Linked DNA regions of Homo sapiens: region 1 is linked to region 2. The links are chromatin loops, found by intact Hi-C in ENCODE. Cell type or tissue: IMR-90. All regions are shown on one strand. Each heading gives the region's core, and the rest is flanking DNA. Links, peaks and the distances in the headings are about the cores only.

Region 1 (2,803 bases), core at 81-2,580, 120 kb before region 2:
CATTTCACCTTCCCTACTGCCCTATTAGGCATGAACTATCATTATTCCCTTTTCACAGATGAGGAAACTGAGGCACAGAGGGCTGAAGTGACTCACCAGAGGTCACACAGATTGAATGCAGAGCAGCTGGGATTTACACACGGGTCTCTCTGATTCCCGAGCTCACACTCTTATCTCCCGTAATACGCTGTCTCTGGTATACACTCTGCAAACACTTCCTGCCTAGAATGCACCATCCTATACGGTCACCAGGAGGCCCTTGAGATGTGGCTAGTGTCACATGTTGAAATAATATTTTGCATAATGGGGTTCAATAGACTCTATTATTAAAATTAATTTCATCTGTTCCTTTTGACGTTAAAAAAACGTGGCTACTAGAAATTCTTAACTTTCACGTGTGGCTTGCATTTTATTTCTACTGGAGAGTGCAAGCTTGGGAGATGCCAAGCCGTGGCACAAAGCAGCCTGAGAGGCAGCCATGGCAAGTGCACTGCAGCCAGGACAGGGTGTCTGTGGGCAGTTGGCACCCTGACAGGCGGAAAGGTCACTCTCCCGCTACTGCTAAGAGATGGAGTGAATCGAAACCAACATTTCCTAAAGGGTACTTTGCAGGATATTAATAGCAAAACTAAATAGTCTCTTAGTAAAACACAGGCCCTGGGATGTTCAGCGTCTTATACTACTTCAAATAGATACTTTAAATATTTTCTCAAGTTATTTCAAGTGTCCCTCAGTTTCCTCATTTCTGAAATGAAGGTAATAGTTCCTACCATATCGGGTTGCTTTGAGGAATAATCAAGTTAATCCATATGAAGTGCTTAGGAGAGTGCCTGACACAGAGAAAAGCAACTCAACAAACGTTGGCCAGTATGATTATAGCCTATAGTCATTGTTGTTATCACACTTAGTTGAAGGAGCTACAGAATGGAGAATGAAAAGGACACAGAAGGGCTTTTGGGGGTAGTGCACCCAGCTCTCATGCCCAAGTCAGCAAATTTAACTCCCCAGGTAGCTGGAGGCACCCACCCCCTTAGAAGGTATTGAGGGGACCCTCAGACACCTTCCACTGCCCACCACCGCCCCTTAAAAGCCAAGAAGCTTCTCAGTTGTTGCCTTCCACTCGCACGCCCTTCTCTCCCTGAGAGGGAAGCCCATCCACACATCCCACCTGCGTCTTGTTATAGTTCTAGTGATGGTGCTGTCCCCATCACTTGCCTCTTAACTTGGCAAAGATCCCGTAAGTTTGGCAATCATGCGACTCAGCACATGTAAACTGGTTTCTTTCCTGCAAGACTTCTCAGGGCTCTTAAAATGCTAATGTGCATGGAGAAAGTTCCAGATGTGCATGCTGTGTTAAGTGTTTTGCAAAGTTAATTGATTTGTTTTTGGAACTATCTTATGGGACTAATGTTCCATAAACCACTCTCATGGAAACATAGTTTATAAAGGTTCAGGCCAGCCCAAAGTGAGTCTTAGCCACAATCTCTTCTGCCACCACTCTTTGTATTTATTTACTGTCAGCACTGTGCATGTAGCACTACTTGACACTGGGCACATCACTTAAAAAAATAATAATAAAACAAAAAAACAACAGCTCACACTATTATTTGTTTGGTTGATTTTTGTTGAGACAGGGTATCCCTATGTTGCATATGCTGGTCTTGAACTCCTAGCCTCAGGCATTCCTCCTGCCTTCACCTCCTAAATTTCTGGGATTACAGGAGGATCCACTGCACCCCATCAAAGATTCTTTCTAAAACAAAATTGTTTTGTTTGAGAATGTCAATATACTAATTTATAAAGATCAGATGTTTTGCATGCTACAAGTAAAACAATACCACTAATAATTATTATTATGTTAAATATGTATTGGACCTGTCCTCTGTGTCATGCCCTGCTTTAAGGGCATTTTATGTATTATCTCTTTTAATCTCCACAGTTACTCTTTGCAGTATGCTGTTATTACCATCATTTTACAGATGAGGAAACTGAGGCTTTAAAGAAGGAAATGACACAAGAAAGGGCAACTAGAGTAGCTTTAGGGGAGGAATGGAAACCAGGGTTGGCCTGGCTCCAGAATCCAAGTGGAACACCACAGATGATTCCTGTGCAGACTTCCTTCTCTCTGTCAAGCTTGGGTGGAGCAGAAAGGGGTCTCGCCTTGCTCCTGAATCCTCCCTTTGGTCCTGTGCTCTGTGAAGTCACAAGGTAGCCCAGCGCCTTGAGGAAACTCAGTTAAATTTTGATAAACCTTACAAAATAGAGAGCAATAATTAACTTTCCAACTGTTAATGTTAACATTCAGATCTCCTCGGCCCAACCCCATTTGGTAGGAAACACTTCAGTGAGTAACCACTGAATAACGAGGCCTGGCTGGTATTTGCTGAAATAATTCCAGTTATTTAGTAACATACTGTGCATTTTATTGTATTGCAACGTGAAGTGAAGCTCATTTAAAACATTTTTACCAATAAATCAGCAGATGTTAAAGTTTTTTGCTGTGAGGTTTTTTAAAATAAGGATACTATCTTAAATTTTTGTAATCCTTTTTTTAAAAGATTGGACCCACGTTTTATTCTTGTTTTGTCATTGCTGTTGTTTATTTCAACTTATCTAGCCCAGTACTTGGCACAAAATCGATGTTCCACGAGTGAATTTTTTTAAAAATGTAACTTATAATTTATAAGAAATTCTCTATATGCTTTCTTATTTAATTCTCAAAATAGCCATAAGATGGAAGCAAGTATTTATATGCCCATTTAAAGGTCAGGAAACTGAGGCCCAGAGAAGTGACTCAGAAAAG
Region 2 (2,803 bases), core at 207-2,706:
AATAAACCAGTAGTAATCATAGCATGATTATATTATTTTCAAACATCGTAATATGTTCATATCTGTATGAGAGATCTGTAGCAGTCAAACCAGTTGTCATTTGCCCAAAAGCATTTAGAGATTCGAAAGGGAGGCATCTGGACTCACAGTAAAGGTATTGAAAATTGTTAGGTAATATGATTGCTGCCACTGGGTCTCTTCAAAGTTTGACAGGCAGCAATTTCACATGTTAATGAGATGAATATTTGCATTTAGATGATGTGTGTGTTGGGTGTTGAATTGCTTCCTGCACTAAAGCTGATCCCAAAGTCTTTTCTAATTATCTCGCCCTATCCTTTATTCCTGTGAATTTTGTCCTTCGAGGGGACATTTGGCAGTGTCTAGAGACAGTTTGGTTGTGACAGCTGGGGAAAGGGGACCCTACTGGCCAGGGTTGGAAGGTGGAGGCCAGGGATGGGGCTAAGAATCCTATAGTGCGCAGGGCAGCCCTCACAATACAGAATTATCTGGCCCAAATGTCAGTGGTGCTGAGGCTGGGAAACCCTGCTCGACCCCAACCCTGCATCTTCTCGGTATGCCCTGAGTAGTACCGCATGCCCTTAGAGAGTGAAGAGGAGACATGGTTCTGATCTTTACGACATTGATTTGCTCTTGGCCAGCCAGGAACATGTGGAATCCAAATGAGTGTTCAGAATAGTTCTTGATATTGGGTTTGAGGCATAGGTTCCAACCCATCCAGATCCCAACGCAGGGGGATCTCACCTTTCACCTGGCCAAGATTGACATCTTCATCTTAGCTTATCTCTTGTGTAGCACTTTTATTATGGGACTTGAGTCATATTACTCCTATAGCTTTAATATAACCATAACCCCCAAAAGATGAAACAGGGAGAAGATTGAAAAGAAAAAAGGAAGCCTTCCACATTTCTGTAAATTTGCAGGTGTATCATGAATTGAAAAGTCTGCAAATTTATGGGCAACAACTACAGGGCTGGAAACAGTATTTAGCACAGATACAGGGACCACAGGGAAGGAAACCTGCAATGAGGGGAGAGGGGCCGAAAGGGACTGGCACCAGCATCCTCTCTAGAAAAGAAGACATGCCTTCTCTCTGGGACCTCTATTACCTGGAGGCTTCTTTGTGTGTTTTTCTCTGAGCTCTACTCCACCTGAATTGGCGGAGGCCCGAGCTAGACTGGCAAAGAAGAGCTCTGTCAGTCCTGATTGACACATGCATTTTCTAGCAGGGCCTGAAGTGTACAGCTCATGCAGGGAGCCCACAGTCTTATTGTTTTGCTTTGCTGTTATTTTCAATTTAGAAAAGTAATACGTGCTCATGTGGAACCAAGCACATACACCAAGGCATGCAGAGTCTACAGTATGAGTTTCTCTCTGAAATGGTTTGAGGAAACCAGCAGCAGTCAACATTTTCACAATGCTGATATCAGCTAGCTGAGAGCATCTGTTCTTGCCAGCTTCTTTATAGAGATGTGGAGGCCTCTGTGTTTAGCCTGACCATATTTGGGGCTCAGTTCCATCAGCAAATGCCTGTCTCCCACTGGGCTCCCCCCCACATAAATAGCCAGGGGACGACTTTTGCTCCTGGTTTGTAGGGGTCAAGAGTCTCATTCCTTGCCCCTCTCAAATGCACAACTTTGTTTAAGTTAGTATGGACTGTTGTCAATGCATGCAACACTGGGTCAGACACTAAGATTACCCACAGCTTGGACAGAGTTTGTTAGCCATCTGCATGAAACACCCCGGGCTGGCCTTACACTTTCCTGGCCTGGCGTCAACTTGGCCTTCAAACATTTGAACAGCAGCAGCCAAAGAAGGAAGAAATGTACACAGAGCATTTCTATGTCTCGAGCCAACTGGAAGGGAAGGCCTAGGGATGCTCTGCGTGCCTCTAGCTGGACTTGTTCTCTCCTGCCTCTGGGATTTCTTCAAGGAGAGCCTTTTCCCTGGAAAAGTTGCAGGAGAAGAAAACTATGTGACTAAAAGCAGCAGGAGACATTAGGGCAGAGCAGACACTGTGGCTTCTCACTGCCCTTGAGAATTGATGAAAGCTGTGGTCCCTCACCCCAGAAAAAGCATAACACACCACATGTGGCATACTGTTTTGGGGTATTTATCCCACCCTCACCCAAGAACCGTAAGTCTAGAGAATACCGGCACTCTACCCCAAGTTTATGAAGCACATTTACAAAAGATGACCAGTTATTTGATGCTGTTGCCTAAAAATATCATCAAAACTAAATTAATTGTAACTCTGTTTTATTTTTTATATAGAAAATGATAAAAAAAAAAACTTAGCTAAGGAGGTTGAAAGTTGGGACACTATAACGATGTGTATTTCTTCTGCATTTCTGTATTGGTAGAGTATGTTTAAATGCCATAGACTTAGGATAAAAGAGTACAGATGAGGGCGTGATATAGAGCAAGAGGTAGAAAAGCAGAAAGGTAACATGCCAGTCAACATCTATAGCCTAGCTGGGTGTGGTGGCACACACCTGTAATCCCAACTACTTGGGAGGCTGAGGCATGAGAATCACTTGAACCTGGGAGACGGAGGTTTCATTGAGCGGAGATCATGTCACTGCACTCCAGCCTGGACAACAGAGTGAGACACAGTCTCAAAAAAAAAAAAAAAAAATCTATAGCCAGGGAGAGAGATAGGAGAAAGAAATTAAATGGAGGGCAGGTAGGAAAGCCAACAGCACCACGGAGGGAAGGAAAACAGTCCCAGAGTCCCCGTTGGCTCAGTGCTTGGATTTCACACTCAAAATGCCGACTCACGGGT

The links. Hi-C counts contacts between places; a loop is a spot of excess contacts. Peaks named below come from ENCODE experiments on the same cell type or tissue, not always from the same donor. Only the 100,000 strongest peaks of a DNase experiment are listed, where the experiment ranks them.
Region 1: it touches region 2 in a loop (3-fold over the local background); 11 of 110 quality-filtered maps call a loop at or near these places.

What each region holds. Positions count from the first base shown.
Region 1 is chr3:64,665,805-64,668,607 of GRCh38, reverse strand. All of the region lies in intron 3 of ADAMTS9 (ADAM metallopeptidase with thrombospondin type 1 motif 9), which reads left to right. Among named protein-coding and RNA genes, the nearest start is that of ADAMTS9-AS2, 18 kb to the left of the region's middle. In IMR-90, for the core only: no CTCF peak of the experiment used is centred there; no DNase peak of the experiment used is centred there; H3K27ac peaks cover 247 bases.
Region 2 is chr3:64,547,366-64,550,168 of GRCh38, reverse strand. All of the region lies in intron 31 of ADAMTS9 (ADAM metallopeptidase with thrombospondin type 1 motif 9), which reads left to right. Among named protein-coding and RNA genes, the nearest start is that of ADAMTS9-AS1, 13 kb to the left of the region's middle. In IMR-90, for the core only: no CTCF peak of the experiment used is centred there; a DNase peak (open chromatin) is centred at 1,718; H3K27ac peaks cover 1,952 bases.